Linked DNA regions of Mus musculus: region 1 is linked to region 2. A link is a loop called in an ENCODE intact Hi-C map of the cell type or tissue named here. Cell type or tissue: left cerebral cortex. All regions are shown on one strand. Links, peaks and the distances in the headings refer to the core of each region. The heading gives the core; the rest is flanking DNA.

Evidence for each region. Peaks named below come from ENCODE experiments on the same cell type or tissue, not always from the same donor. Only the 100,000 strongest peaks of a DNase experiment are listed, where the experiment ranks them.
Region 1: it touches region 2 in a loop (2.8-fold over the local background); 5 of 42 quality-filtered maps call a loop at or near these places.

What each region holds. Positions count from the first base shown.
Region 1 is chr8:84,503,774-84,520,221 of GRCm38, forward strand. Cacna1a (calcium channel, voltage-dependent, P/Q type, alpha 1A subunit) reads left to right here. Exons shown (of 47, transcript NM_007578.3): 4 at 11,190-11,281; 5 at 14,838-14,990. Among named protein-coding and RNA genes, the nearest start is that of Gm32854, 77 kb to the right of the region's middle. In left cerebral cortex, for the core only: CTCF peaks have their summits at 6,222 (motif pointing left) and 10,193 (motif pointing left); DNase peaks (open chromatin) are centred at 3,545, 4,994, 6,184, 8,014 and 1 more place; H3K27ac peaks cover 2,114 bases.
Region 2 is chr8:84,408,916-84,425,363 of GRCm38, forward strand. Cacna1a (calcium channel, voltage-dependent, P/Q type, alpha 1A subunit) reads left to right here and starts at 6,449. Exons shown (of 47, transcript NM_007578.3): 1 at 6,449-7,028. The coding sequence starts at 6,730. In left cerebral cortex, for the core only: a CTCF peak has its summit at 9,123; DNase peaks (open chromatin) are centred at 6,173, 6,724, 6,847, 7,347 and 2 more places; H3K4me3 peaks cover 4,170 bases; H3K27ac peaks cover 2,815 bases.

The DNA.
Region 1 (16,448 bases), core at 2,825-10,824, 92 kb after region 2:
TACACTGGAACACTGAAGAAGTAGAATCTAATGCCAGAGAAGTGATGGACTTACTAGCAAGGCGAGAGAATGCAGGCAAAGAGCAGGTTTCCGTCTTCTATGCCCTGTGTATAGGCTGCCAGCAGAAGATGTGGCCCAGATTAGAGGTGACTCTTCCTACCTCACATGACCTGGATTATATGTGTGTCTTCCCACGTGAAAGATCTGAATTAGAAGTGGGTCTTCCCACTTCAAATGATTCAGTGAAGAGAAAAAAAATTCTCACAGGGGCGTCCAACACTTTGGGGTTTTAGTTCATCCCAGATATAGTCAAGTTGACAACCAAGAATAGCCATGGCAGACTCCCTTCTGCCCACAGGTCAAAGAACATGTTTTTCCTTGACTGGGACAGGGCTCTCAAAAGTATATATATATATATATATATATATTTTTTTTTTTTGAATTCTATGAGTGCATGTGTTTAGAAATGTGTGTGAGTGCAGGTGCCTGTGGAGGCCAGAAGAGAGCGTCAGATCCTCAGGGGCAGGAGTTACAGGTGATCGTGAGCTGATCTGTGGGTGCTGGGAACCCAGCACAGGTCCTCAGCCGAGCTATGAGCACTGTTAGCTGCTAAGCCATCTTTCCAAACCCTGAACATGTTGTTTAATCCTCTAGTGAGATGCGAAAAGAGTTACGGTAACTCAGATGTACTTTAACTGAGCAGGGGCTCCTGTTACTCTGATATCCTTACTTGAAATGACTCTTGAAAAGGAGAAACTGGGGATAGGTCCCTTGGGAAATGCGTGTGAGGGCCTGGGTTCAATCCCCAGCATCACTTAAAGAACCTGGAATTTCAGAGAGCATCTCTACCCCCGCGCTGGGAAAGCTTGCCGGCTAGCTAGTCTCGCCCGTCAGTGGGTGCCAGTGTGAGTGAAGGTCTCGAGCTTGGCCTCAGGCTCCTTTCTCCTCTGAGCCACCCTGCCTGCCTCAGTGCATCATTAACTCCCAGGGACCGCAAGCAGGTTCTGGAGTGAGAGGCCCCTCCCTGTCTCAGGCCATGTCACCTCCTTATATTCCCTATCAGATCATTTTAAAGAAACATAATTTTCTACCTCCTCCTCCTCTGTGTTTGGTGCCTTCTGCCTAAAAATCTGCTCTTGGCTGAATAGCTGTACCCTTAGGGAACTGCGGAGCCAGCCCTGATTCCCAGTGCTGTAAGCCCTGGAGGACTTTGGCAGATAGCAACAAGAAACAGACAAGGCTATCGAGGTCTCTGGAGGGAAATCAGTCCTCTATCCTGGAGACTCGGGGAAGGCCCAACCCTGCAGAAGGGACTGAGGTCAGGAAGGGAATAGGGAAGCATTGCCCTCCCTGGATGTCCTCCTAATACCTTCCCTAGCCAGACACAAACAAAAGATGCAGCCCCAGCACCTACCCTTAGATGAACCCAACCGGGAACAGAGCAGAGCATTCTGGGAGTATAGTCCAGACACTTACCTGTGTCCAAACCCAAGGTCGGAAGCAGAGATGCCATCCCAGCACCTACCTTTAGGCAAACCGAAGCAGAAAGCAAAGTATTATGAGGTTTGTAGTCCGTGTGGTTCCACCACACAACACAGCTGACTGGAGAATGGATGTAGGGTGTCACAGCCACACCCCAGCTGTGAACAAGTATTGCCTCTGCCGAATTCTCTAACCTTAACTGCAGAATCGCACACTACATGCACTGATCCATTTTCATTGCTATGATCAAACACTCGAGGTTGAGCAGTTTCTAAAGGCAACAGATTCTTTGGTTCTGAGTTTGTATACCAAGCTGAGCTCTGGCAAGGGCCCCCAGAACTGCTGCACACAGTTGGTTGGCATACTAGGGTATGACTGAGGAGAGGTTATATGGAGATAGCAGACAAGAGAAATCCCTGGTCTTGCTGTTTTATACAGCCCTCTTGGAAAAGTTAAGGAGTGTCCCATGAGAACTGTGACCTCCCACTAGGCTCTGCTTTTTTTAAAGGTTTCATTACCACCTATTGTCCCTAATGTACGCTGACTTGGATGGTGTGGGATAACAGGACGTGTGGGCATCCCATTTCTTTGGGTGTTTCTGTGTGTATTGGAGCCCTTCGGTTCCTTAAGGCTCTGCCAAATGTCTATGAATATAGTTGTCCCTTTCTTTCTCTCTTCTTTCTCTGGGGTGTGTGTGTTTGAGACAGGGTCTCACTCTGCCATTCATGCCTGCTTTGAACTCCACTAGTACTACATTCAAACCTGTCCCTGTCATTGAGAGCTTCCCTCTACACTGTGTCCCCTATAGATCCTAGCCCCTCTTGATGCTAGCCTCTGTGTAGAAGGCATACCCCGCCTGCCTGACTGGCTTACAGCATTATCTCACCACCACCACTTCACTTCCACGCTTATCAGACTCCTGGGAGCCTCGAGCTTCATCCATACTGTGCAGCCTTAGTAATCCCGGCACTGTATTACAACTGCAGGGCTGCTTCCTCCCAGCTTCTGGGTAGTGGTTTGAATATGCTTGCCCCAGGGCGTGGCACTATTTGGAGGTATGGCCCTGTGGGAGGAAGTGTGTCACTGTGGAGGTAGGCTTTAAGATCCTGGTCCTAGCTGCCTGGAAGCCAGTATTCTGGTAGCAGCCTCCTGCACCATGCCTGCCTGGATGCTGCCATGCTCCCACCTTGAGATAATGGACTGAACCTCTGAACCTGTAAGCCAGCCCCAATTAAATGTTATCCTTATAAGAGTTACCTTGGTTATATTGTCTGTTCACAGCAGTAAAACCCTAACTAAGACACCCTGGCCCTTCTTACTTAAGAAAACTCTGCTTTGAGAGGCTCAGAAACTGTCCCCAAAGAAAAACAAATCCTTTAGTTTGCCTAGTTAATTTAGAAGACAAGGGGAAAGAAGTATTCTCTGCATGTGGGTGCAGTGCTCCGGTGGGTGAGCAGTCAGAGCTGCCACAGAGTGACGCTGAGGAACAAGGAACAGGCCTCACGGCACCAGGAACCTCAAGACTATGAGCTCTGAACCGGAGTGAAAGTACAGAGCTGTCGTCCCGCCCTTTGGGAGGCTGAGGTGGGAGCATCCTGAGCTCATAAGTTGTGGTGCTCATGTGGAAGCATGCGCATCCTCCTCAGACGTTAGATCATCCTTAGAAGAGGCCCAGCACCTGACACTATGGAGTGCTGCAGGCACTTGGGTGGTCTCTGCATCATCCGAGTGACATGTCTGCCTTTGGGCTTTTTAAAACAGCCTCAAGCCCTAGTTGCTGAGAACCACAGGTTTAAACCCAGGGAGACAGAGGATCAGTTTAGCCCTGTGGAGTTAGTTCCAGGCCTGCTCTCCAGGAGCAGATGCCCATAGTGGCTCCTCTGCAGGGCATGCTCGGAGGCTGCCCAGAGTCCAGGCAGGGTCTACCCTCAAGTTTGGAAAAGGACATCTGTAGGACCCAGGCCTAGTGAAAGCTCCAGACAGCCTGCCCGTTGCTCCTTCTAGACATCACTTCAGGCATGGTTCTGGGTAGAAACAGACAGCAGCACATGATAGCTAACTTCATCCCATGCATATCAGTTACAAATATATACTGTCAGAGGGCAGCACGTGATTTGCAAGGACACATTCCAGCAGGACTGAATTAAACTCAACATTGATTGCCTAACAAGGCAGAATTATAAAAATAGAGTCGAAGGGACCAGGAGCATGGCTCGGCAGCAGAGGGCCAGCCTCTAGAGTCAGCCAGTGAGGGAATGTGAATGCCGCTGGGTGATGGCATCCTGGATTCCATCTTCCCCAAACTGCACAAACTAGTAGCTGTCAAATCTTGGCTAGGAGCTGAAATACAACTGACACTTGGGTGAACGACCGAGAGAGGTGCCCTGCTCAAGGCCAAGGTGAAGCAGTTCTGTTTTCCTGATTAGTTTAACTCTGAAGGTTCTTTTTTTAAAAAAAGTGATTTTCAAGACAGTCTTCCCAAAGAGGGGGAAAGGCCAGGTGTCTCTCTCCATCTGCACCACTAAACCTGCTACCTGAGTGTGGTAACGTCAGAGAAGTTCAGCACTGAAGGATCAGAAACTCAAGACCAGGGCCAGTTGCCTTTCTATGCCCAAGGTGACACTTGCTGCCATTGTCCTCACAGGGCAGAGAGTGGAGAACGCCTCTTCACCTGAGCTCTTTTCCTGACATGGTCTCACAATGTAGCCCTGGCTGGCCTACAATTCACAGATCTGCCAACCTCAGCCTCCCAAATGCTTGTGTTCAAGGTGTGCGACACACATCCCATCTACCATTGAGCGCTCTATGAAGACCTATCTATCCATCCACTAAGGTGCTTTCTTCCTGGTTTAACCCCCTTTCCTGGGAAGACCAGGTTCCAGCAGACATGTTTCTTGGGTTCTGTGTATAGCAGAAGGTGGATTTGTACAACCCCAGATGACTGAGAGACAGCCCTGCTCCCAGGTTTCACCTTGGTAGCACTTGTGAATCTTAGAAGCATGGGTCTCGTGTAGGCTGGGATAGGGAGTCACAGAATCTTCCATCATCGCCAGAGCTTTCCACGCTCACGGCCTCTTCATCCCACTCTCTCGGCTGACAGCCTCACTGATCACCCCAAGCCCCAGGCCCAAGACTGCCCACACGCTTCTCTCCTTATTCACAAGGGCATGGCAGTCACGGCCTCTGTTAATACTTACTGATGCGGACGGGAACATGCCGCACAAACCCAAGGTCCTGAGTTCAGATCCTCAGAACTCATGCAAATGGCAGGTGTGCCAGCTCCCAGTCTGATGATGTGAACAAGGTAGATGAGAGATGGAAAATGAGATCAGCCTCTGGCCTCCACCTGCACGCACATGCAATCACACCACGTTGGGGGGGGGGAGGGGTAAGGGGGCGGATGGCAGAAGAAGAAATTCGTGCTTACATACTTCCAACCAGCAGAGAACGTGATACTCCTCCCCACCCACAGCCACACCCCGGTGGAAGCTGATCCCGAAAGAATTTAGCTGCAATAGCATAATGAATGAGATGAAGACGAGGCAGCAGACATCGTTCCAGAGGCTCACACACAGCCCAGAAATCCCCTCCCCCCCAAAAGAGAAGTAGTTACCATCTCCAGTTCACTCAGGAAACTGAGGCCCAGAGGGATGAGATGAGTTGTCCAAGGCTACACAACTGGTGATTAGAACAGTTTGGATCTGGACCCTTTGAGACCCTCATTACAGAAAGTATGGAGGACACTTGATTGTAGGGTTGGATCTTTAGCATGGCCACACCCGTATGAAGTCTTTCCAGCTTCCTGATCGTTCTTCACTTTAGGGATTTTTTTTGGTCTCCCTATGGTCAACAACACTTCCAAAATGTCTTCCAGTCATCACATCAAGACACAAGGCCAACAACCACAGACAGGAAGAGAAAGGGCTGTTTCCTGACGTTTGACTCTTCTCCAGGAGAAACTCTTTCCCGGAAATACCCAGCAAACTGACTTGGGCTCTGGTATCATGTAACTAGGTCATATGACCAGCACACCCATAGCAAGGCATGCTCTGCCACCAAGAGAGAGTGGGAAGTCCTTGAGTGGTTCATGTAGCCCATGAGTCTTTGCTTTAAACTTCCGGGCCTCCCGTCTCTCCTAGAGGAGAGTCTGTTATCGTCTAATATCTCCACAGTTGTGTATCTTTACCTCTCCATCATTTGTGCATTCAACAAACACTTGCTGAGAACTTAATGTTTGTCAAACTTACCTTGAGGTGCTGATGGGCACCCCGGTCCCTCCAGAGTGGCCGTGCAGGAGCACCACTGTCCACGGTGCCCATGGGTGGCTGTGGTGCTCCACATGTGACCACTCTAGCTGAATTTTTTGTTTCTTTGTTTAATTTCAGTCAGTTTAGATGCATATTTAAAAGCTGTAGGGAAGCTCTACCACTCCAGCACTTGGAGGGACAGAATCAGCCTGAGCTCTCATAAGCAATGAGTGCTTTCATAAACCCATAGTAAGTCGGGCCGCTGGTTACCTATGGGCAGCCCTGCTCCTGGATGCCACAGGGCCTGCCGTTGGAGTCCTTCTGAGATGTGTAAATGCATGTACCCAGGGACTGGCTGCTCTTGCAGAGGACTCCGTGCCCACGTTGGACAGCTCACAACTGCCTTTAACTCCAGCTACTGGTGATCCACTGCCCTCCTCTGGCTGCCACAGGTGGACAGCTCACAACTGCCTTTAACTCCAGCTACTGGTGATCCACTGCCCTCCTCTGGCTGCCACAGGCAACTACATTCACATGCGTCTGTACAACCAAACACACACACACACACACACACACACACACACACACACACACACGTACGCACATACACATGATTAAAAATAAAACAAATCTTAAATAAACCCATGTACTCAAGTCTGTCCTGAGAGCTCTCTCTTCTCACAGCAGTTAGAAACCTGGTCTTGGGGGTGGCTGCCCTTGGTCTTCTGAGTCCTGCTGGTGCTGCTCTGAACCCCAGTGACGTCCTCCTCAGAGACCCTGGCTCTTGGCCCCCGGGGATGCCGCTGTCTTCCACTTGGACTTTCCTCCCTCCTCCCACGTCTGTATCCTCATCCTCTCCTCTGCTCTTCCTATGGCGTCCTCCAGAGGCCTGAGGTGGCCAGCCCTCGCTGCATGCCTGCTTTGTACTTAGTGTTTCTTCTCCAGGGGTCCCTTTTCTACTGCTCCTGTCTGCTTGGGGACACTCGGGAGCCTGTCACCCTGTCCCCTGTCATGCTGTACCACTCACCCACAAAGTATTTAGGAAGCAGAAGATGCTTCGGGACAGAGGAAAGGTGTCTGTCCTCTGAGAGAGGAAGTGGGGTGCTGCTTTGCGCACAGATGCATCTCAGTTTGGACCAGGATTTGAAATGCAGCGAGGTGAAGAAGAGAGGCAAGGGAGCCACAGTGTTCCTGACACCTGAAAGAAGAGAGTCGGCTCTGGGAGCAGTGAAGACTGAGCTAAGCAAACTCTCATGGTTGTGCTACAGGATTCTCTTAGAAGTCTCACACACAGTGGAAGTGTGTGTGTGTGTGTGTGTGTGTGAGAGAGAGAGAGAGAGAGAGAGAGAGAGAGAGAGAAAGAGACAGACAGAGAGAGAGGAATGTATGTATGTGTGCATATATATGTACACACATGCGTGTATGTGTGTGTGTGAGTGCATGCTTATATGTGTGTGTGAGTGTGTGTGAGAGAGACAGAGAGAGAATGTATGTATGTGTGAGTGCATATGTATGTGTTTTTGTGTGTGTGCATATGTATATACACACATATGTGTGAGTGTGAGTGTTTGTGTGTGTGTGTGTATTTCTTTGGTTGTTTTGTTTTTGAAGCAGGATCTCACTATATAGACCAACCTGGCCTGGAATTTACAGAGATCCACCTGTCTCTGCCCCAAGAGCGGGGATTAAAGGCCTAGCCACCGTGCCTGGCTCTACGGGAAGGCCTTTAACACAGACACCTCCAGTTCAGCCTGCCTTCCTTCAAGTCCTGATATCCCCATGAGCCTCCTCCTTCCTTGTCTTTCCTATCTCCATTGGTACCAGCTCTTTGACCCACACCAAACCCTGGCGTCACCTTAGTCTTTCCCTTTCCCACACAACGCTTACTCCCTGGTCAGATGCTCGGGGGAATTGGAACTCCTCACCACCAGGCTCTCCCGTCAGCTGTTCACTGTGGCGCTCCCTGAAAGCCTGGTACCTAAGTTTCTGTGGAATGAACAAACGAGTGTCTTTTGTTCTCCACCGCGACCCTCCCCCATCCAAGTAGTCTCTTGAAGGTCAGGCTCTGCAGGGTGGGAGTGTGAGGCTGTTCACACCTATGGTCCTGAGTTCGAGTTCCTTCTTGGTGTGACTAAGATCTTTGGTGTGACACTGATTTCTGCGAGTCTTGGCATCCTCCTCTGTAAAATGGGCCGTGAGCGACTGGCAGCCTCGGATGCAGGCCGGATGCAGCGCACCCAGGCAGGCTCCCTGATGCACAGCGTTAATGGCAGCTATATATAAACCAGGGCCTCCTTTGTACTCCCACCGCCTCTGCCCTACTTCTAGCCCTCATTACACCGGCCGCTCTCACAGCTCCTTCCTCACTCGGGCTTCATCGCCACCAATCTGTCCTCTCAGCTGTCAAGCTTGTCTTCCCCTTGCCAGCCCTAATCATGTCCCTCCTCTGCTCCACAACCTCCTGTGACTCTCACTGTCCACAGGGCAAGACACTCCCGATAGTCCCCAGGTCACAGCCTCCTGATTTCTACACTTCCAATTCCTGCCATCCTTCTGGGGAAGTGGGCAAGGGGACCGGAGCTCCAACCTCTTGGGAGTCAGTTGAAGTCATGCTGGGTGTGAGAGAGGCCAGTGCTGGTGCTGTTCTGAGGCCTGGGCCAGCTAAGGCCAAGGTCTCACAGTGTAGTGAGTTCATCTGGGGCAGCTCTGGGGCCTGGGTCTGAGAGTTTGTGACTGCGCCCTGGATCTGAGCTCCCTGGCTCTGTGCTCTGCTGTTGGGGGCCTCCATTTCCCAGTTTCCTGCCTCCTAATTCAGGAGCCACAGAGGACCTTTCACTTGGATCTGTGTGCCATCCTTGGGCTAATTGCATATCTAACACCAGCCCTGGCCATGCCCAGTTCCTATCACCAGCCCACCCTCAGGTTCTGGCCTTGCCCCACCCTGGTATTTGTTTCGTTTGTTCATTTGTATGTTTTAGTTCCAGGGTAGCCTTGAACTCCTTTTGTGTCTTTGAAGAATGATGATAAGTTGGGGGAGGGGGTTGGAGCAGAATGAGCAGAGTCTGAGGGTGGGTGAGGGAAAGGATGGGGCCAATGGCGCAGGGCTTTGGAGAGCAGCAGGAGGACTCAGCTTTTGCTGAGGAAGGTCTAAGAAGACAAGAGACATGATGGGGGTGCTGTGACAGTACAATCCCAGCTGGGTACAGTGTCCTATGTCTGTGGTCCCAGCCCCTGGGAGGCTGCGGCAGAATGATCACAGGTTTAAAGCCAGCATGGGTTACAAGTGAGAACCTGTCCCAAAGAGCCAAGGGTCAAAGGTGTATCTCAGCAGCAGGGGGCTTGCTCAGCATGGCTGTGGCCTTGGAGTCAGTACTACAAGCAACAATGATTAGTACTGGTATGTTAGAGCTGGGGATCTAGCCTGGAGGCTGAGTGTGTGTGACTGGGAGTGGTGGTTCATACCCATTATCCCAGTACATAAGGGGAGGCAGGAAAGCTGGTCCCAGTTCAGGACCAACATGGGCTGCAAAGTAAAACCTTGCCTTAAACATATGTATGTTGTACAAATATATATATATATATATATATATATATATATATACACACACATATATATATGTATATATATACACACACACATATGTATGTATATATGTATACACACACACATATATATATACACACATATATGTGTGTATATGTATGTATGTATATATGTGTATATAAATAATTTAAGATGTGTGTATATATACATATATATATAAAGACCTCCCCTTTAAATTTTATATATATAAAATTTAAGACGTGTGTGTGTGTGTGTGTGTGTGTGTGTAGAGGTGCATCTCCTTAATCTCATCATGCCTCATGCAGTAGCAAGAAAGAAATCCCGTGTCAAACAAGAGCAAAGACAAAGGCAGGCATCTGAAGGTTGTCCCCTAACCTACATATGCAGCCCGGGGCAGTGCGTGCCCATACACACAATCCACAGGAGGATACATGCAGGTTTGACATAAATAGCACGCCATTCCATAGAAGGAATGTGGGCTCCTTGCCTCATTATGGCATTGGGTCATCCTGGAAGCATTCACTGTGGATAACAGAGAATGGTTGAACTTTGAATAGAAGATGGTAACTATATTGTGGAATTAACGTTACCTGTTCCTTTTATTTGTTTAATATGGAAGCATTAAATATATTTGTTTAATGTGGAAAAGTTAGGTTTCTATTGGACAGTGCTGGTCTGTTCTCTTCTCCCTCCACTTGAGATGAAAGACATTGCCTTGTGGATGTTAGACAAACACTCTGACACTGAGCCACACCCCTACCCTCACTGGGGGATTCTAGGCAGGTGCTCTACCCCTGAGTCACACCCAGCCCCTCACTTGGGGATTCTAGGCAGGAACTCTACCCCATGATCCACACCTATCCCAACCTGGATAAGAGCACTGGGGTGCTGCCCCCAAGTGGTAAGGAGCTGTACTGGTGTAAATGCCACCACTTCCCTTACAACCCTCCCTTCCCCAGTCTGCCCCCCTCTCTCACGCATTTTTTCTCCTCGGTACACATCACTCTGACATTTGATGTGTTTACTGGGTTCTCTCAGCTTTCTCAACACACAAAGACCCTTAGCTCCTCTGTGCATGCTAAGCAACAGCTCTGTCTGCACAGAGAGAGGAGAGTGAGGCTCAGAAATAGAGTGGTGCCTGACAGGGGAAATCTGAAGAAGCCCAAAGAAAACTGCAACGTTGGGGTGAGCCAGGCATGGTTGGAATCCCAACAGTCAGGAGGCTGTACTACGAGAACGGCACAGCTCAGGCCTGCGCTGTATAGTAAGATTCTGTCTTCGTGTGTGTGTGTGTGTGTGTGTGTGTGTGTGTGTAGACTGAGACAGAAGGAATTCTATGAGTTCAGTAACAGCCTGGGCTACATAATAAGTATGCTACATTGTGATACTGTCATATATATGTATTTGCACTGTGGGGTGGTTCATGCTTTTAATCCTAGCACTCGGAAGGCAGAGTCTGCAGGAGGCTCTGTATGAGTTCACTCCAGACCTGTCAAAACTACACAGTGACATAGTGTCTCAGAAAAGTGTGTACAAACACACTTAATCTTTATCATATATAAAACAAGCATTTTGTGGAGAAAGAGAAAAGAGAACTGGGTGTCACTGGCTGTCTCTGCTCTTCATGTACCCCAGGCTAGCTGGCCCATGGGCATCTTGGGACTAGAGGTATGTCCCCTCTCTGTGGGTACACATATGCACTCATATATCACACACACATGAAAAAGGGGGGATAATAAGTCACCTCTCGTTCCAAAGGACAGGAACCATCACTGTCACTCAGTGGGAGATAGAACTGAGCTGATGCTGAAGCTGTCTAATCCCCAGCTGAGGTACAACCCCACTCACCTGCCCTGACCCCAGCTTCTGTGTCTTACTGTCATTTTCTCTTGTAGCATCTTGGCCACTGTCGGGACGGAGTTTGACCTACGGACACTGAGGGCGGTTCGTGTGCTGCGGCCACTCAAGCTGGTGTCTGGAATCCCAAGTGCGTGAGTCTCCATCCTTCTAGAAGATTCTGCTTAGCCCCCCCCCATTCCCATCAGGGCATGCTCCCCATAGGGGTCCCAGGAACCAGGTCTATGTGGTCTCTGGAAGCAGACCAGAGGCCACACCTATTTATTGAGCACCTACAGTCTGCCAGGAGTCATGTTCTGCACATGGCTTCTTTAGCACCCAGAACCTATTATAGAAACTATTTTATAAGTGGGCACAGAGAGAGACTCGGGATGGCTGAATAGTTGGATTAGGGTCAGATTAAAGAGAAGGGGCTGAGTGAGAATTAGTCTTGCCTGGGTGGTAACCCTGTGATAGTGACTGATGGCAGTTAGTACCTGTGAATGGAGCACTGCACAGAGAGCCTCCAATGCTCTCGTTTTGCCACTGTACTCAATCAGTGGATATCCATTGCACAGATGAGAAGGGTGAGGCTCAGAGGAGTTCTTGACAGGCGGGTAGAATGAACACAGGGTCTGTGCACATTCTCCTGCACACTTGGTCTCCAGGGATGTCTGGGCTTCACGACATGGGGCAGGCTGTGGCACAGGCTCAGGATTCTGTCCCCAACATTCAAGCCAGACCAGATGCCGCCAGAGGGCTATTTCTAATCCATGTCCTCACCTGATAGAAATCAGAAAGCAGTTACTCTGGGTAGCTGAAGGATAGTTCTGCTCAAAGAATACTTACCACAATTGTGAGGAACTGAGTTTGGTCACAAAGAACCCTTGCAAAAGCAAACAAACAAACAAACAAAAAACAGCTGGGTATGGTGGTGACGTCTGTAATTCTGGTACTGGGAAGGTGGAGACTGAGGCTCCCTGGAGCTCACAGCCAGTGGGTCTAGCTGAATCAAGGAATACCAGGTTTATGAGATTCAAGGCAGATACCTGACACCTGTGCGCGCGCGCGCGCGCACACACACACACACGTACGCACACACGCTCATGCACAGAGCGGGGGGTGGAAATAAGTACCACACTGCCCCTGCACTATGTTCCACATATTGGCATCATTGACCTGAGTGACTCCCATCCAGATCTGAAGAGGTTTCTCTGGTGGGCTGATGTCTCTCAGTACTTGCCTCGCCATGGCTTCCCCCTCAGCACCATAAGAAAGTTCAAAATTAAAAAGATTTCCCAGCTGACTTCCAGCACATTTATTTTACAGGGAAAAGGAGCCCATAGCCAGGCTCTGGGAGCCCAGCAGGCATCTGTGTCCCATTAAATTAAGAGCAGGTGACAAGCCAGTACTAAGGAGCTGGTGTTACTCTCCCTGGTGGATAGGGCGAGGGAGACATTTGCTAGGATGAAGGGAGAGAACAAGAAGGTAAAGTGGCCTGCAGGCCTGCTTTCCATCCTTGGTCCCCATATGGAAAGCCCTGCATCCTATGAGTCATCCTTTGACCTGCATGTGTTCACTGTGATACACACACTCACACACTAGATAGATAGAAAAAGAAAGAAAGAAAGAAAGAAAGAAAGAAAGAAAGAAAGAAAGAAAGAAAGAAAGAAAGAAAGAAAAGATAGATAGATAGATAGATAGATAGATAGATAGATAGATAGATAGATAGATAGATAGATAGATAGATAGATGTAAAGGTGAGTTAGAGAGTTGGCCCACTGGTTAGTAGCATTGGCTGCTCTTCCAGAGGCCCAGGTTCAGTTCCCAGCATCCACATAGCAGCTCACAACTCCCGTTTTGGGAGTTCTGACACCCTCACACAGACAACCATGTAGGCAAAACACCAATGCACATTTTAAAAAGTCATTAAAGTTGGGCAGTAGTGGTGCATGTCTCTAGTCCCAGTACTTAAAAGGCAAAGGCAGGCAGATCTCTGTGAGTTCAAGGCTAGTCTGATCCACAGAGCTAGTTCCAGGACAGCCAAGGCTACACAAAGAAATCCTGTCTTGAAAAGCTAAATAATAATAATAACAATAATAACAAAAACACCTACCTGTGAAGAGCACAAGGAAGAGCCCCCTTACATAATCTGCCCAGTGTCCGTGGGCTCCCCACTCACAGGTTCAGGGGCTGAAACAGTCATGGGTGAACAGCCTGTCTGATCCAAGCACATGGCTTTCTTGACTTTGTCCCTGAACACCACAGTCTAAAAATTATTTACATAGTGTTAACAGTGTATGAGGTGTTAAGAGAAGAAGCTGGGTGCCGTGGCTCATGCCATTGATCCCAGCACTAGAGAAGCAGAAGCAGGCAGATTTCTGTGAACTTGAGGCCAATCTGGTCTACATAGAGAGTTCCAGGACAGTAAGGGCTACAGAGAGAAAACGTGTCTCAAAAGAAAAAAAAAGTTATCTCAAGATATTTAGGTGACACAGGAAGACATGTGTAGACTCTGCAAACAGCATCCACTTTATAGAGCAGACGCAGGTGTCCGCAGATACTCCTGTCTACGGGACCTCTGGATACTGCGCAGTCTGTGTACGGCACGGAGACTGTGGTCAGAATTTGGCCTGCTTCACAGGAAGTTAGAGTCTCAATCTTCTAGCTTGCAATGAGGGAAAAGGTGGGGGGGGGATTCAGGGAAAAGTTGTTGTAACATTTCTTGAGTTTTAGGGCTGTGGTGGGCTACAACATAGCTCAGTTGGTAAAGCACTTAACAGAAGCACTGATGATAACGGGACTTCGCTCCCTAAGACCCACAAAAGAGTAGAGAATGGACTCCAGGAAGTTTTCCTCTGACCTCTACAGATAACCACAATAATTAATTAAATTATCAAAACACTTAGAATCATGGAACTCTTCACATAGGATGAAATTTTAAGCATCTTTAGTTTTTAACCCCCTTCTGTCTCACAAAATACCTAAAATATCTATGGCTGTATCATCTAGTGAGGTAAAGACACTGATGGTGGGTCTGTGAGGATAAGGGCTTGCCTGGGCCCTGATCTGATGTTCACATCTGGATCCTCCACACCTAGCCCACCACAGCCCCCAGGGACCACCTGACCCCAGTGTCATCCTTCTCAACTGAGCTGCTCAGAACAGGGAAGCTTGTATGGGTAGTGCCTAGTAGCCTGGGCCAGGCTCACACAAGTGCAAATGCTTGACTTTGCTGTCTCTTGAGCCCACAGAGAAATCAAATATCCCTGAGCCCCACTTCCCAATCTGCTGCCTGCCTGGCTCATGGCCACAAGCTGATGAGTTTATTGGGAATCTAGTTCTTTGGAGTTGAGAGTTGAGGTGCTGGCTGCAGGCCTATACAGTCTTGCTGGTAACCCCGGGGAGGTTTTGGATGAAGGGAAAATGGGGCTCTTTTGGCTTGGGGCAATTTAGGGAAACAGCACCCCCTTTTGGAAGGAAGCTACTGAACAGCCCAGAAAATGGCTTAGAAAGCCCTGGCTAGCCACCCTTTGGGCCCTAAAACTCCTCAAAGTAGATAATAAATATCTTTAAAGTTTTATAACCAAAAAGGCCTTTCCTGGGGGGCTGTGACCACCTCCCTCTCTGCCAGCCCCACACTGGGCTCCATGGGTGGCACTTGGCGGGGTGCTTGCTTACAGACCGGCCTCTCTGTGTCTCCACAGGTTTACAAGTCGTCCTGAAGTCAATCATGAAGGCGATGATCCCTCTGCTGCAGATCGGCCTCCTCCTGTTTTTTGCAATCCTTATTTTTGCAATCATAGGGTTAGAATTTTATATGGGGAAATTTCATACCACCTGCTTTGAAGAGGGGACAGGTAGGTCCGAGGTGTTGGATGTGAGGTTTTCCTCAGGGGACAAAGCTCCAGAAAGGACAGACAAGGACATTGGTCCTCCCAACCCCAGGGCAGCTGAGACTCGGCACTGCGACTACACAGCAGAGGGCCTGCTTGCAGTCCACAGAAACAAAGCTGTGTGTTAGCTAGGGATGCGTGCCTGTATTCCCAGAATTTGGGAGGCAGAAGCAGGTGGATCTCTGAGTTGGAGGCCAGCCAGTTTGCAGGCTAGTTCCAGGACAGCCAGCACTACACTTGACAAAAAGAAAAGAAGAAGAAAAGGAAGGCTGTTGGGGGATTGAGGTCTTGCCGAACATGCACGAAACCCTGGATACATCCCCAGCATAGCTAAACTGCCTACAGGAAAGACACCAGCCACAACTGCCTCTGATACCTCAATTGCAGCTGCAGCGTTGGGTTTGGGGTACCCTGGAAGGCAACCCAGGGGACAAGTCGTTTGTTTAAGAATGATCCCTGAGATACCCCTAGAAGTTGGGCTGAGGGTGTGCTCTTGAGCGGTTTTCCCCATGAACACAGGAAATGCTACAGTGTCTGGAAACAGCAGAGATGCCCTTCCATCACAGGCAGGAGGGCAGGGCAAGGCAACAGAGTATGAACAAGAGATGGCCCTGCCCTTCTCCCTTAGAACCCAGCACCTGACAGGTCAGGTCCCAGGCAGTGGGAACCCTGCCTGATAGGATCCTGGCTTCTTCAGTCAGAACCCAGCACCAGCAGGTGCTGCCTGCCTGCCCAATCAGAGCCCTGTGCCCCATTGTGCTTTGGTTAACCCTTAGGAGGCTGTGTCCAGAGGGAGCTGTGGTTTGGGTCCCACAGAGATCAGCATGAAGGTGCAGCTTGGGCTCAAGTCCGAGCAAATACAGAAGGCATAGGCTGCATCCACATTTGGACCAGATGCATCCCGGTCCGATCCCAGATTCTCCAGAATTGAGCTGCCTGGTGTCCCAGAATGAAGAAGAGCCAAACAAGAAGATGGTGCCTGTGTTTCAGGACTTGAACCACCTACCCCAGAGCAGACAGCCTAGGTTTCCAGAGCCAGAGAAAGAGTGAACCCATGGGCAGAGAGGTGTGGGACCTTTTCAGGAAAGGCAGCCAGGGAAGAATAGTGTGTACAGAAGTGGCCTTGTCCCAGCTCCACGCACCCACCCCAAGCAGGTCCACAGAGACAATGCCCTGGCCTGGTCCCAGCTGGGAAGGCTGTTCTAGAAGCCTCGGGACTTCACTTCTTCCTCCTCCTGCTCCTTCTTTCCCAGGCTTGTGAAGTTCTCTCAATACGGAATGGCCTAATTATTTCTTTCTCCAAAGAAGAAGGTGTTAATTGAGGCAGATCTATTTCTGCACCTGGCCTCACCCAGGCGGAAGACAGAGAGAGTGTGTGTGTCTGTCAGCCATACACAGAACCACCCAGACTTAGGGCTCAGG
Region 2 (16,448 bases), core at 5,747-13,746:
GATTCAAGATAGACCCATGGCAGGGTGTGGGGGGTGATGTCTGGCCACCTGCTGTTAAACTCTGTGTGGCTAGGAGGCTAGTCCAAGTCTTTCTCCCTGGTCAACAGCAGTCACTGGTGTTACTGAAGGCCCCAGATCTACCTATAGTAGCCACTTGAGATTCTGTGAGAAATTAATTTCTTCATCTTAAAGAATGTCTCCTTATCTGCAAAATCAATGCACCCAGAGCCCATCACTGTTTAGGGCAACTGAGTTAAATTCTCTGTGGAAAAGAGTTATTATTTTGCTGGGCACGGCACACATCTTTGATCCCAGTATTCTGGTGCAGGACCAGTCAGATTTCTGTGAGCTCAAGACCAGCAGCTTCTGCATAGAGTTTCAGGTCAGCAGGGCTGCACAGTGAGACCCTATCTCAAAACAAACAAAAACGAACATAGAAACAAACTGAAAAGATTGTGGAGAGAGGGGAGTTGGGATCATCCTCTAGGGACTTTACAGAAGGACAGTTAGGTCTGAGGAGATGGCCAGAGGCAGTAAAGGGCTGGAGTTCAATCCCAGAGCCCGTGTAAAAAGCTGAGTGTTTGGTAGTGTGTGCGGCCAATCTCAGCTCTGGGGAGGTGGAGTCAAGGAGGCCCCTGAAGCTTGCTGGCTACCTAGTGAGGTCCAGCCAATGAGAGATGCTATGAAAAACAACATTAAATAATAAAAGTGATAGTTCCTCTGGCACACACAGATGTGCATACACTTACGTGGACACACATGTATGTGCACTTACACATTCATGAACAAGGGCACACACACATGTGCACCCAAACATACATGAACATGGACACACATACACACACACACACACACACACACACACACACACACACACACACACACACACACGAGTTGGGGCTCAGCACTTGTTTGTTGTTGTTGTTTGCTTGTTTGTTTTTTCTTTTTGAAGGCAAAGTCTCATATACCAGGCTAGCCTTGAGCATCTGTCTCCTGAGTGCTGGGATCACATGTGAGCAGCATTACACTGGCTTTATGTAGTGCTGAGGACAGAACCTAGGAGCTTGTGCAGGCTAGGAAAGCACTCTACCAACTAAGCAACACCCCAGCCTGGCATATAAACATTACAACAGCGTAGCCCATGCAGCCCATTTGTCTGCTATGGAGGCATGGGTGGGCGAGGGCCCTGGGGGACAATTTGTTTTTCACCATGGAGGAAGGCTGAGGTTGGTGTTGGGGCCTCCTGGTCAGAGTTGAAGAGGGGAATCCCTACAAATGACCATGAGAAATAGTGTTGCTAAACCAGCACCCAGCAGACTTAGCACCCAGAACCCCGCAGAGATACAGAACATTTTATTGAAGTCTCTCTCTCTCTCTCTCTCCCTCTCTCTCCCCCCCCTCTCTCTCTCACACACACACACACACACACACACACACACACACACACACACCACTGCATACAAGCACCATATGAAGCTCAATTAAATGATTAAGCAACAGGCTGGGAGCATGACCCAGCTGACGGGACACATTCTCAGTATGCAAGAAGCTCTGGGTTCCACCCCAAGAACTGGGCCTGGCAGCTCATATCTGTAACCTCAGCACTCAGGAGGCAGAGGCAGGAAGATCAGAAACTTAAGGCCATCTTTGATTATCTAATGAGTTTAAGGCCAGCCTAGGATACATGAGGTCCTGCTTCAAAAAAGTAAATAAAACACACGAGAGCTCTAAGAAACCAAGCATTCTGCCTTGAGTCCGTGAGTCTCACAGAGAAGAGCCTGAGACAGGACACCAGCTGGGAATTTAAGGACAGTCTGGGCTACATGAGACCCCAGCTCACAAAAAGAGCATTTTTATTTTATTATTAACTTATGGTTACTGTGCATGTATGACACATGTTCATGGTGTGTACACAGGGTGGCACACATGTGGAGGCCAGAGAACAATTTGGGGGGTGGCTTCTCTCCTTCCATCCCTATGTGGAAGGTCCCAGGAAACTGACTCAGGCATTAAGGTGAGTTTTGCAGGGCAAGTGCCTTTGCTGCTCAACCATCTCACTAGCCCAAAGGTTTTTGCTTTTAAATGAACAAACTTTGCAAAATAAACATATTTGTGCAATTGTCATCCACAGAGAGATGTTTGTAAAAGATCCCTCTAGGCCAGTCACTTCCTTACCACCAATGTGGTGGCCACTTCGCCCTCCCAAATGTCAGCAAACTTCTGCTCAGATTTGGACTTTATAGAATAGAAATTACACACAGCTGGGCTGACAAGATGGCTTAGTCAGGAAAGATGCTTGCTGCACACAACTGACTAAATTTGTTTCCCAGGACCCACATGGTAAGAGGAGAAAACCGATTTCAGTTAAGGTTTGCTCTAGACTCTAAAAGTGCATCTCAGCAGGTGCATGCCCGTCACACAGACAGCACCCTTGGGCATGTTCGTCCATGGACTTATGTCCTCTTTCTTCTTAGACAAACACCCAGAAGGGTCAGCAGGATAGCTCATCAGGGAAGGGTGCTTGCTGGGAGAGCGATGTGACCCACATTCTATCCCTGGCACCATGTAAAGGTGGGATGAGGAAGCCAACATCACAAAGTCATCCTCTGGTGCTCGCACACAAACAGCAATGGTAATAAATAAAAGATGCAGATCCGGGCTGAGACACCGCTCTCAGCCTGTTTGGATGTTTAGCACTGACTCTGTTTTCTGAAGTGCATATCAAACTGTCCTCTATGCTGCACAGTGTCAAAGGGTTTTAGACTCATGGCAGTGACTTGAGTAAATTTTCCAACCTTTCCCAGCCTCAGTGCTTATGAGTGGGCTGCTGGGCTTGGGAAGTGGCTCAGTCAGTCCTTGACTTTCAAGCATGAGGACCTGAGTCGGTTCTCCACATCCCACATAGGAAGTAGGGTATGGTACCACACTCCCAGGGCTAGGGAGGCAGAGTCTGGAAGATGTCTCAGGTTCACCCACCAGCTAGCCTTGTCTGCTTGGCAAACTGCAGGTCAGTGAGGAACTGAGGAGTACAATCAGAACAAGACAAAACCTGATGCCAACCTCTGTTCCCCTGTCAGTTAGTCAGTCAGTCAGTCAATCAATCAGTCATCAATCAATACTTTAATTAAAAAGGTGAGTGGAACCTGAGGAACAATATCTAAAGCTGTCCTCTGGCTTCCATGTGCATTTGCACACAGGTGCTTGACTGTGTGTATGTACACACACACACACACACACACACACACACACACACACACACACACACACACAAATGGGGCTACTCTGGAGACCATGTGGAATCTTTATCCCAGGACTCCATCATCCTCCAGATCCACTCTGGTAAAGCAGCTCAAGGGGCTTCAGAAATCCTTGCAGGTGAGGATGAATCTGGGAAAGGTTGGCTCTGCAAGGTGCAGGTCTCCTGGGCTGATTCCTGATATCCTTAGGCAACAGCTTCCTGTTTTGCACTATTGGCCTTTGAGACAGTGAAAGGCAGAACAGGGTCAGATATAAACACCATCGCGGTGTGGTGAGTGCCCTGTACCCCCCGCACAGCTCTGCCCCGTGTGTTACTTATGCCACGCCTGTTGTATCACATTCCTAGTTGTGATTTATTTATATGCTTTGTTGTTTGAGGCAGGATTTGACTAGCTTAACATGTACCCTGGAGCCCAGACTGTGCCTGAACTTACAACAATCCTCCTGCCGCAGCCTCTTGTGCAAGTGGGTGACAGGTGGGTACCACCACCACACCTGGCTTGTTTTGACAAATTAGGAAATCTTAAAATGCACTAAGAGTTTATATACAGACATAACATCACTTTCAAATGTTCCAAATGAACTCAAATGCTGCGTGTGGGCCAAGCAGGCTTTAACTAGCTGAAGATTTGCCTTCTTAGCCTCTCCCCCTCTCCCTTTCACATTCTGCTTTCCAATCCACACATATTTAGGCTTAATGAAATTCATGACAAATCATGATCCCCTGCCTCAGCCTCTGAGTTCTATGATGGCAGACCTGCACCTATAAAAAACCCAGCTTCTTTATTATTAAAACAATTTTAATTGTATTTTTAATTTTGTGTATGTGTATGGAGGTCAGAGCACATCTTGTGATAGTCTGGTTTCTTCCATCATATGGATTCTGGGAATCCAACTCACGTCAGCAGGCTTGGTGGCAAGCCCTTTTATCCAGCGAGCCATCTTGCTGGTCCCCTAAATCCATTCCTTCTTTTAAAAACTTTGTTATTTCATTTTATATGTATGAGTGTTTTGTTTGAGTGCATGCCTGTGCACCACATGCACACCTGGTGCCCAAGGAAGCCAGAAGATGGTGTTGGATTGCCCAGAACTGGAGTTACAGCTGGTTGTAAGTCACCATGTGGGCGCTGGGAATCCAACTGGGGTCCTTTGGAAGAACAGCCTACATTCTACCTTCTAAGCCACCTTTCTAGCTCCCCAAACTATTTCTTGGTACATCTGCTTTAGAAGTTAAGTTTCACATCCTATAATCCTGAAGCTACTACGTGTATAGAGCCTGAAACACTGCCCATACAAAGCCTCAATCCACAAGCAGGCAAGTTCACATGCATATGGTGTCTCAGGCAATGCCGTACTGTGGCCCCAAAAGAAAGAACCCAGATGCCCATTAAAAATAAAAAGAAAGAAAGAAAGAAAAAAGAAAGTGGACAAGCAAATTGTAGACTTTTCTTTATAGAGTATTATACAGCAAAGAAAATGTGTCACCCACAGGTTCTGCAGAATGATGCTTATTATGAGATCAAAAGGAGCAAAGCATAACTCCTGCCGAGGAAGGCATGCCAAGGTCATAAATAAAGCTAAAAGAATTAGCAGAATGCTCAGGCAGAAGTTATACTGGCACTGGCCCCCGTGTAGGCCTGTAGGCGGGTTTCTGGGGAGCTGGCTTCCAGGAGGGTTCATTCGCAGCAATTCCTCAACTTGTTCATTTGTGATTTATGTAGTTTTCTCTGTGTTCATGGAGTTTCCAAATAGGAAGAAAAAAAAAAAAAGCAGGTGGGGTGATCCAAGTGCCTTATAGAGCAGGGGCCAAACCGAGCTAGGCCAGCAGCCCCCGCCTAACACCCTAGGTCTCAGTGAGTGGTCTGCTCCTGGGAGCTCACACGGGGGCTGCCACCAGGATCTCCTATACATTAGCTTGGATTGGCCCCCTGGGACCCACAGCCTTCCTAGAAGTGCCCCAAACCATTCTTCTAGCTCATAAAAACTGTCTTCTGCTCAACAGACCCACATTTGTTCAGCGTCGGCCACCCGCACCAAGTCTCCAGACCAAACCCTCTGGTCTTTTAAGTTTCTTCCTTCCTGTTGGGCACGCCTCGTTCTAGGCAGCGACGCGGACCTCGGGTGGCAAGCAAGGTCCCTTGTGCCGGAGGACTCTGTCCCGACTTCCCCCTGCGCGCCTGGCCGCGCCTGCTCTCGCGCTGGTGATTGGTTGCGCGTGTCGCCGGGTGGGTCTTGCTCTAGGGCGCAGGGCCGCGATCTAGCCCCGGCTCCCGGCCGGGCAGCTCCCTCCTCGCACCCCGCACCTCTTCTTTCAGCGGAGCTGGGGGGAAGGGAGGGAGGCACCCGGGGGTGGGATGCTGCCAGGCTCTGCCGCAGCCCGAACCTCTGCCGAGCGGCGCGCACCGCCCTCCCTCGCTCGTTCGCTCGCTCTCTCGCCTCCTTCCCCCCGTGGGGAATTTTCAAGACTGCGCTGCTGCAATTTCCCCCCGGCCGAGGCTGCGCCGCGCCTGGCTGCGCGCACACACGCTTCCGCGCGCAGAGGAGCCGGCGGCTGCTGAATCAGGAGGAAAACAGATCGGCTTTTTTTCAAAGCCGGGGACCAGCGGCTCCCTGAAGCCTCCGAGCCCCGCCGCGCCCCTGCGCCCCGCTCCTCCGCCCTCTGCTCTCCAGTCGGGTTGAATTTGGGGGAGGGGCTGCAGCGTTTTCAGGAATTTTCTATTCTTTCCAGGTCTAGGAAAGTCAGCAAAACAGACGGACAAATCCTTCGCTGCCACCCTCTTCCTATAGCAAAGACCTGGTTTTGTTTTTTTGTTATTTAATTCTTTTCTTTTTATTTTATTTTATTTTTTTACTAATGGGCCGAGCCCACGCCTTTAGCAAGATGCCAAGCTGACCCGGACCTCGGAGGAATTTGAAGCCAGTCTCTGCGTCCAAGGGAGGGGGGACGTCCTTCGTTTAGACTTCGCGTTTTAAAGGGGGTGTGCATTGGAGCGTTGCTTTAAAAAAAAAAAAAGCTGATCTTTTTACACTATTTTTTTTAACTGATTTTTTTTTAACTGAAAAAAATTTTTTTTCTTCTTCTCCGGAGTGGGTGGCCGGGGATCGCCTGGATCGCGTCCCCGGTTATTTTTGCCGCGCCCCTCCCCCGCGCCCCGCCCCCGCGCCCTCCCCCGCACCCCTCCTCCCGCCCGGGGTCACCGCCTCTGCCGGCATGTCCCGAGCCGCGCTCCCCGGCTCGGCCGGGCCGTCCCGCTCGTGAGCCCCCCGAGCTGAGGCCGGGCGCCGCCGCCCGATGGGCTGGGCCGTGGAGCGTCTCCGCAGTCGCAGGTGCAGCCGCCGTCCCCACAGCCCGGCCAGCCTGAGCAGCGGCGGCGGTGGTGGTGGTGGTGGTGGCGGTGGCCGTGGCTTCCGCAGCGCTCGCCGCAGCAACAGCAGCCGCCGCGTAACCCGAGGCCCTTTGCTCTTTGCAGAATGGCCCGCTTTGGAGACGAGATGCCGGGCCGCTACGGCGCAGGCGGAGGAGGCTCAGGGCCGGCCGCCGGGGTGGTCGTGGGCGCCGCGGGCGGCCGAGGAGCCGGGGGCAGCCGGCAGGGCGGGCAGCCCGGAGCGCAGAGGATGTACAAGCAGTCGATGGCGCAGAGAGCGCGGACCATGGCCCTCTACAACCCCATCCCTGTCCGCCAGAACTGCCTCACGGTCAACCGCTCCCTGTTCCTCTTCAGTGAAGACAACGTGGTGAGAAAATACGCCAAAAAGATCACTGAATGGCCATATCCTTTTGCCCCAGCCCGAGCGGCTGCGCCTCCCCTCCTCCTCTTCTTCCTCCTCTTCTTCTTCCTCCTCCTCCTCCTTTTCCTCCTCCTCTTTTTTCCTCTGCGGGGCTGGGAAAGAGACCTGGGGGCTGATGGGAGCTGGGGGGCTTCTCGGCGGATAGGGGCTGGAGATGGGGGCCCGGTAGCTGAGGGAGGCAGCCTCCAGGCCTGCTGGGCTGCCGCTGCAGAGTGAGCCTGCGAGTAGTTAGGAGGCTTGGGACTGGGGGAGTGAGTGGTTCCTTGTGAAGACCGAAGGTCTGGATCCTGGGTCGGGTCGCGCGGGGACACTGATGGGGGCTCTTCTGATGGGGTCTGACTTCTGATGGAGCCCTAGCTGGGCCAGTGCTTGGACGATTTGGGTTACAGGGTAAGAGAACCCATACATGTCTCCCTCAAATCCTTCGGAATAGTACCCCGATCTCTCAACCCTGGCCTTCCACCCAAGGTGGGATCCTCAGGCCTAGGGTATAGGATACCATGTGGCCTGGCCGTAGAGAAGCCATCCCTCAGTTAGTGGCTCTGGGTGGGCCACCAGCTGCATCTGGGGACTGGTTTTTTTTTTTTTAGTGGTTTGAGGGACACATCATCAGAAGCCCTGTGTGCAACTTCCATTCTCTCCTGTCACAGATCAGAACCCCTTCAGCGTTATTTTTTGGGGTGTAAAGAAACATAATGCCATCCATCTGGTGAGGCCCATGGCCTGGGAAGATTTGAGGTGTGTTGTTTCAGTATGAGGGAAGGCTGAAGGAAGGAAAAGAAGTGGGGACCCTTTGGAGGGCTTTTTGTGGGCTTGGGTTTAGCTTCTCATACACTGGGGACCTGGGTAGGAACACCAGGAGGGTCAGCCTCCATATAGACATCTTGGGCAGGTAGGCAATCCCCCTTCCATGAAAGACCCAGAGAAAAATGGCAAAAAGCCGTTTTTCCTCTGCGGAGACTGATTGCACACACAGTGCCCCTGATTCCATGAAGTCCTCATTTGCTTCCCATAAACCTGGAAGAGGACATGCTTAGCATCTGGGGAGATGCAGGCAGGCGCGGGTGGGTAGAGTTGAGGTTTCTCTGCCGTCTAAGCATGACCCAGATTCCTGGTGTGGGGGGGGGACACACCCTGCTCCCCAGGCTGGCTGGCCACCCTGCCATGCCCAAATGTGCCTCTTGGCTTTTCAGGCTCCAGTCTGTTGAGGGCCAGAATTATCTGGGCTGGTCAGGTCCTTAGAGTTTACAAGGGGTCCATAGCTCCTCTGTAATGGGTGGGGCCCTTCCGGCTCAGGCAGAGCTGGGCTCTCGGAGTTTCTGTTCCAAGAGCACAGAGGGCTGCATTCACTTCTGGGGGCTCCAGATGGTGGTTCCTGGGGCTGTGAAATCAAATCAAGAGAGCAGGAGGTTTCAGAGTACGGGGTTTACTTGGAGGCAGTGAAAATTAGGTGTCAAAGGCCTTTTTTTGAGGAATGTCTCCATAACCACAGTGTTATTGGTGCCAGGATTTTGCCCCTGAATTCCTCCTTGCAAAGGTGGGTCCTGAAGGCTGGCAGTGTGCACTCCCAGGCATTCCAACCCAGTAACATGTTCAGAGGATGTGTGACTTTAGTACACATTCTGGAAAGAGTCGCTGGGGCTTAGAGGATGACAGGGGGTACAAGCACAACTTCAGGTGGCGCTAGGGGCCGCCGTCTTGAGGGAGCAGTCACTGGCCTGATGGGGCTTTCTTGTTGAGATGACTTTCCCCCTCTCTGTAGCCTTAGAAGAGGAGGCAGAAGAGCTGGCGAGCCCCTCAATTGTCCTCAGCTCACCCCTGTCTCTCTTGGATGCTGCAGTTCTGAGAGATGTAGGTGGTGGACCCTCACAGAAGTTATGTTTGGGCTGAGCCCTGGGCACCGTGAGAGCATCCCAACCTTGTTTCTTGGCTAGTTCAGGCCTCATTTGCACTGGGTAGCTTTGGAATGAGTGTGTGCAGTTTCCCGCCCTCTCTGCAGAGCCTCTATTCCCTTTTTGGCCCGAAGAATCAAACACTGTTATACAGCCCCACTCCAGAAGGGAGCGCTTCCCATCCCAGACCCAGCAGTCTCCAAGCCAGGTCATCATGCAGGGAGCTGCTTCCGGGAGGATTGGAGAGGGAGGGACAGAAGACCTGAGGCTGTTCCATCAAGAAATTCAGGCCAGTGGGAGGGAACAACACAGACTTGCCTGGGAGTCAAGATACCACACAGAACATTGACTTTAAAAAGAAAAAAAAAATCCAAATACTATTGGCATTAGGAAAAAAAAATGCTTAAGTAATTTCTCTAAAAAATTTCTTTTAGGGAGGTGAAGACAGAGTCTCATGTAGTCCAGGCTGGCCTCAAACTCTCTATGTGGCTGAGGAGAGTTTGAGTCATGACACCAGCTTTGCTCTGTGTTGGGGCTGAAACCAGGGTCTCACACATGCTCGGCAAGCACTCTAACAGTTGAATGAGCACATTCAGAGTATTTTAGAAAAAAGCCTAAGATGTGTACAGGCAAGCATAAGAGTTGGGGTTGGCACCACTGATGAATGCACACCCTCCAGGCCAAAGGACCTCTGTCTTCCCCTCCCGGATCACATCCGAACAAGATCGGCTGACCCTCTAACCTCCTTTTTATGCCTCATGTAAATGGGACTGGAGCAGTGTTCTTTTGTACCTGACTGCTCTGAGGATACCTTTAAGATGCTTTCTCATGCTGCAATGCATCCAGAATGTCACTGTGTGGTGGCCTCTCGGATGTTTATCATGGGCCTTTAGGGATGATCTCTTCTCCACTTTCTGTTGTTTCCCTCGGAACTGGTCTTGGAGTGGCCTGACCCTACCAGTTTCTAATGTGTGGAGCAGGGCATGCTTTTAGAGGTCAGTTTATAGAGGGTTGTGGGACCATATGAACGGTGGCCATCTTTGCTGTCTGTGGAGGGGGAGGGGTTACAGGACTGTGGAGTTGACTGTGGCCAGGGAATCTTCCTCCCACCTGCAAGTTCCAGTGTGGTCAACTGCTAAGGGTGGAGCCTTGCTTTCTCCTCACTTTGAGACAGTTGGGCCACCTCAGCTCCATCCTCTCTGTCTCCCAGCAGCTCAGGCCACCAGAAGAGGTGTCCTTGCATCCGGGTAAGAAACTCCTAGTACAGTCTATAACCGGCGATGTTCTCTCAGCGAGCTGCCTTGAGCAAGCGGCACACACCTTCACTCGTGGTCCCATTTATTTGAAATCTGGTTAGAATGTAGAAAAGAGGGGCTGTGATGGTCCCCACGGAGCTAGGATCCGTTGAACCCCAACTTTCCTAGAGCATCCCCTCATGCTGCCATCTGCTTCATCAAATGCCAGTGTCATCTTTCCACCCTCCTTATGCTAGTGTGCCTCCCTACTCTGGCTGTGAATTCTGACTCTTCAGTGCTGGGGCTCCGGTTTGTGTCCCTCTCCACACATTGGCCAAGTTTGTAAAACTCAAGAAGGATCCTGGAGTCACCATAACATCAGGGCCTGTGGGCACTGGCTGTTGGCTCTCCTCAGAACCGAGAAGTGTGATAGGACCCCCGAGAGATGCAACAGCCCGTGGTCAGAACATGGCCTGACCTGAAACCTAAAGTGTTCTAGAGAGTTTGACTGAGATGGAGAGATGTTTTGAGCTATAGAGTTTTTCTACTATATGCACTTTCTAGGAGTTTCCAGAGAAGCCATCTGGGAAGTAAGAATTATCCTGGTTTTGCCACTGGGAAGTTTATTCCACAAAGGTATGATCCCTCACTCAAAAACCTCGGAGAACCTGAAGATCTGCCCATCTGGAAGCAAAACCAAAGTGGCTCAGGGTCTATATGGCTTTTTTGGGGTGCTGGCTTGGGACCCAGAATGTCATGCATGCCAGGGAACTCAAGCCCAAGTTCTTGTGCAGTCCACTTGGGTAGGTTTTAAAGCAGAAAAACCAATGTGTTTAATGAAGGTCTGCTGATTCACCCCCACCCTGCCAGGAATACCACAGAGACAGAAGGCCCCGATTTAACTATGGTTTTCGGCTTAGGATTCTCTGACTTAACATGAGGCTGGAGAGAGGGCATACAGGCAATAGGTATTAGAATCGAGATTTTGAATTGTGGTCCTGTCTTTGGGCTAGCAGTGTATGGTCTGTTGTTGGCTTGTCATGCGGGACAGCTAAACAAACAGTAGTGCCAGGTGGCCAGTGATGGCAAGGTGATGGCTGATGTGGGCTGGTTGAGGGGCTGCAGGGTTGATTGGCTGATTTCGGTTTATCTGGTGGTATCAGCGATTCTTCCCGATGTGGCTCCCCAGGAAGGGAAAGAGCATCTGGGTCTTATGCTTGTAGGGCGTCTTCCATTAAAACGATGGTTCCTGTCTGTCATTGGCCTTGGGGAGTGGCTCAGGATGCTGCCTTTCCATCAGGAGCTCTTTCCCCTGTCCCTCTTCTGCTCTGAGACAGGGCATACTATATAACTCATGTTGACTTTGAACTCATGGCCCTGATTGCCTCGGTCTCCAGAGTGCTGGGATTGTATCCAGTGTGCTTCTGGGACGCCTCTGCTGCCAGCTCAGGGCTGTGCTTGGAGTCTCCAGGTCATCCTGTGGTCTCTTCCCTTCCGCTTAGAAAGCAGGTTTGCTGAGGTGTGATCTCTTTGTAACAGGCTCTGTCTTGCGTGTGTATGGTTTGGTGAGTTTTGACAGATGCGTAGACTGCGGAGCCACTGCCCTATTTGACATACAGAACAGCTCCATCTCCCCAAAATATTCCCTGTTCCTCTTCTGAGTCAGCACCTCACATCTCCAGTCCCTTGTGACCTGTGACCTCATCTCCTTTTCTAGGGTTCTTTTTTCTTTTTCTAGAAGGTTCTAGAAATAGAATCGTGCACTAGCTTTTTTTTTTTTTCCTTCAGTGCTACGGATGGAACCCTGAGCTTCCTGCAGAGTAGGCAAGAGCTCCACCATTGAACTACAGCCCCAGGTCTTGACTTTCTGAGGCAGTCTCTCGATCCGCCTGCCTTCATGATCTCCTGCATCCCGTTGCTGGGAGACAGGCAGCACTGGGGTTTCAAAGGCTGGCTTCATCTGGTCTGTAGTAGTCTGAGTATCATTAGCTTATCCTCAACACCGCCCACTAGATCCCTGTCGCACTAGGTAACCCTGGCTTCCCCCAAACTCACTGTGTACACCAGACTGGCCTCAAATGCACAGAGATTCACCAGCCTCTGCCTCTTGAGTGCTGAGATTAAAGGTGTGTGCCACCCCACCCTCTCCCTTTTTAATTGCTGAGTAGTATTCAGTGAATGGGCTACAGTTTGTCCCCTGGGTTCCAACTGAAGGACATTTTGGATGTCTCCAGTGTGGGTGATTATGAAGAGAGCAGCTGTTAATGCCAGCATCCGGGTTTTATTGGGAACACTGTGGAGATATATTTCATTTCTTTTTTGTAAAGGCCCGGGTTTGGGATGGTTGGGTTTCCTGATAGGAGCAGGCTTAATTTTGCAAGAGATGAGATGTCCAAAGTGTCCTCCAGAGTGGACACAGGGAATGGTGCACTGTCTGTGATCCCTCAGACCCTAGATCCTGAACGCCACACCAAGGGATGGCCTCAGGGGTGCAGACCAGACACAGCTTTGTAAGGGACAGTGGTTAGATGCCATAGCTGGGCATGACTGAAGGTGTGCTCAGCAACTCTGTGCTCACACCAGAAGAGGTCCTAGTTTCTGCAGTAGCAAAGAGTCAGGCTCCATCACTCCATTGTCTTCATTACAACAGATCTGTGCTGGCCAAGTCACCTTAAACGTTTGTTGAGTGAGTGCAGGAAGAGTCTGTCTTCACCCACAGGCTCCTCTGCTGCAACATCTGATGTGGCCTTATGCTGATATTTCATGTTCCAGATTTTCAGGGCAGAGGCCTGGGGGCTGTGAATAAGGCTGTTGAGGCAGGGAAGGTCTCCTAAGTGGTGCTTGGGCAGTTGAAAGCAGGGCCTCTGAGATGAAAAGCCTGCCAGGTGCCTGGGTATACACTTTTGTTTGCTGCTGCTCGTAGAATGAACCATGTATGCACTTTCTCTCTGGTGAAGTCACTGCTAGCAGGGCTTACTTTGCCTCGCTCTCATGCAGCTAATATATTTCCAAGAATCATCTCTCTTTTTTTTTAATTTTTTTTTGTTTTTTTGAGACAGGGTTTCTCTGTGTAGCTCTGGCTGTCCTGGAACTCACTTTGTAGACCAGGCTGGCCTCAAACTCAGAAATCCGTCTGCCTCTGCCTCCCAAGTGCTAGGATTAAAGGCGTGCGCCACCACGCCCGGCTCAAGAATCATCTCTTAAGCAAGGGGCCATGAGTCCCAAAGAGGGCAGAGGAGAGAAGAAAACCCTTGAGGGGCTGGAGATGTCACTCAGGTGGTGCTTGCCCAACATGCACAAAGCCCTGGGTTCCATCCCCAGCATTGTAGAAACTATGCATTGTGGTGCACACCTGTGATCCCAGCACCCAGGAGGTTGAGGCAAGAGGATTAGAAGTACTCAGTCATCCTGGGCTACATAGCCAGTTTGAGGCCAGTCTGGGTACATGAGGGTCTGCCTCAGACAGAAACCTCAATAGAACAAAACAATAACCAGAAAATGTCTTGGCATGTGAATAGACCAGCATCGAGTGTTAGATTCCTTGAAGCCACCCAATCTCTGGTTGAGGCCTCAGTTCCTACACTTGGGGTTGTGAGGAAGCAGCTCCAGCTAGCGTATTGAGAGGTTCTTGGTGGGGGGTGCTGCCTAGAAAATGGTTGGCATGTCAAGAACATTCCAAAACGTATGAACAGAATCGTGTGTGCCGACAGGATTGCATGTAGCTGAGGCTGACCCTTGAACTCCTTGCCCTCCCACCTCTGCCTCCCAAATGCTAAGGTAATAATCTTGGGCTTCCATGTAGGTTTCCTGGCGTTGCGTGGCCAAGATGGGCCTGTTAGACAGAAGGCTACTGTTTCTAACATGTCCCTCAAACATTGTGCATCCTTGATCCTTTCTAGAAGCTTTCAGGGAAAGGCAAAAAAAAAAAAAAAAAAAAAAAAAAAAACCAACAAAACAAAACAAAACAAAACAAAGCAAAAAGTCTCACGTCTGCTTGGCCCACTTTTCGATTCCCTTCAGTCTAAGATAAAATTACTTCCCTTCCGCTGCTCAGTCCCTCCCTCTGCTCAGTCCCTCCCTCAGGGGTGACAGGGTGAGGGTTTGAACTGTGTAATTAGCTTGCTGGAGCCTCCCTCCCACCCCTTGTCCTGTCCTTCAGAGCTGGTCAGGAGACCAGCTCAGAATGAGACCAAAGTCTCCAGTGGCTTCTCCGAGCATCCCTGGGTGCGCACTGCAGACCCACCAGAAGAACCTTGCTCAGATCCTGGGTTAGAATTTGGGAGTTTTCTTGGTGTGGAAGACCCACCTATCAGGAGGATCATGAGTTCGAGGTCCGTCTTGGCCTTGTATCAGAAATCCAAACAAAGCAGAGTATGTTAACTGAGCCTCCCCAGACTCCTAGCTCTGTCTCCCTGATTATCTAAGAAAGTGAAAAACTCAAGAAATATTCTTGGGAATTGGGCAAGACAGGCAGACGATGTGAGCTGCCTCCCCCAGTTATCTGCTCTGGGTTTTTGAGGTGCCCATCAGTTCTGGACAGATGAGGATGTTGGTCTCTACAGATGCATTCTTGTCATTTTGGGGTGCTAGGGATTGAACCCAGGACCTCGCATTCTTTGATGTGTGTGTGTGTGTGTGTGTGTGTGTATGTATGTATTCATATGTACTCATGGATGAAGCAGTATAGATATTTTGTTTTCTGAGACATAGTGTCTCATTGGCCTGGAGCTTTCCAAGTAGGACAGGCTGGGTGGCCAATGGGCCCCAGGATCTTTCTGTTTCTACTTCCCCAGTGCTAAAGTGACCAGAACACACCACCATGCTTGACCTTTGATGTGTGTTCTGGGAACTGAACAAATGTCCTTATGCTAGCAAGGCAAACGCCTGGCTGACCAAGCTATCTCTCTGACCCCTATCCCTCATGGTCCCCACCCCTGTGCTAGGTATGAAAACAGGGCCATCCTTACAAATGAATGCTTGCCACCTGCTTTCCCACTGAGTGGCACCCTCAACCCCCCTTTCATCTTCTTTTTCGACAGAGAGTCTTATCATCTTCCTACTTAGCTTCTGAGTGCCGCCAGCTCTTAAAGGTACTTGATGGTTGGCTCAGACCAGCCACCATATTGCTCCCACTCCCTCCCCTGGGACTTATGACGTGGTCTAGCTTGGTCATCCTGCTGAGGAATGCCACTCACATTTCTAGGTGGGCTTCCCATTTTGGGTCTGTCCATTTTATATGAATGACTATTAAATGGACACAAAGACTCTAATCCAAGTATCAGGGCGTGGCCCAGTGGAAGAGCACTTGCTCCATGCACAGGCCCTGACTTTCATCCTTAGCACTTCCTCCAACCCCTAAATCAAGGGAATGGGAACAATGTTGAGACTGAGCCCTGCTCCATGGCAACAAGCAGATTCTGGCCAGTCAAGGCAGAGTTCATCACCTGTATGGTTTCCTGTCCTTAGAGTCTCAGGCATGGGCAGGGCCATGAGGTTTGTATTTGCTGCTGTGAAGCCTCATTGAGAGGAGACTGAGTTGGGAGGGAAGGGGGAGCTAATGCGTAGGTCAGAGCTGAAACAGATAGGTCGGGGCAACCGAGCTGTAGACACTCCTTAGCCCTTACACCTGCTGCCACTGGCTTCTTGTTTGTTCAGTGAGGGCAGGGCTCCTTTGTCCAAGGAACCACAGGAAGGGACATAAGATACACAGGTGGCTTGGACAATCCCATTGTAAAAAGAGTTGGACTCCATGTTCTGAAGATAGATTTAATGCTAATTAACTGTGACCACTCCTCTGTACCTCTGGGGTCTGGATACCTATTATTGCAGCTCCTGATATTACTGTGTGACTCATTTCATTTTGGGGTGATGGGGATGGATTCCAGGGCCTTATGTCAGTGAGCCACACTCCTGAAGTGAGAAAGCTGACTTGTACCAGGCTCTTAAAGGTAGCCAGTCATTGGAATTGAACTAGGAGCCATCATGAGCAAGTTGGGAACTGAACTTGGATTCGGTGCCACCACTGTGCCATCTCTCCAGCCCCTGTGCTCAGTTTCTGAGCCTCGTTTCTGATTAGGTGTAGCACCAAGCCGTTTGCTCTTTCTCTGTCTGCTCCCTTACATCCTGGCCTAGTTCAACTGTTTACATATCCTTGGTGATGTATATTCTGGATATTTCCAGTTTGGTGTGGTTTTATTTCTTTTGCCTTTTGGAGCACTGCTAAAGCGATCCGTGGGTAATTTCTAAGTCAAGAAATGAATGAATTCAGGCTGTT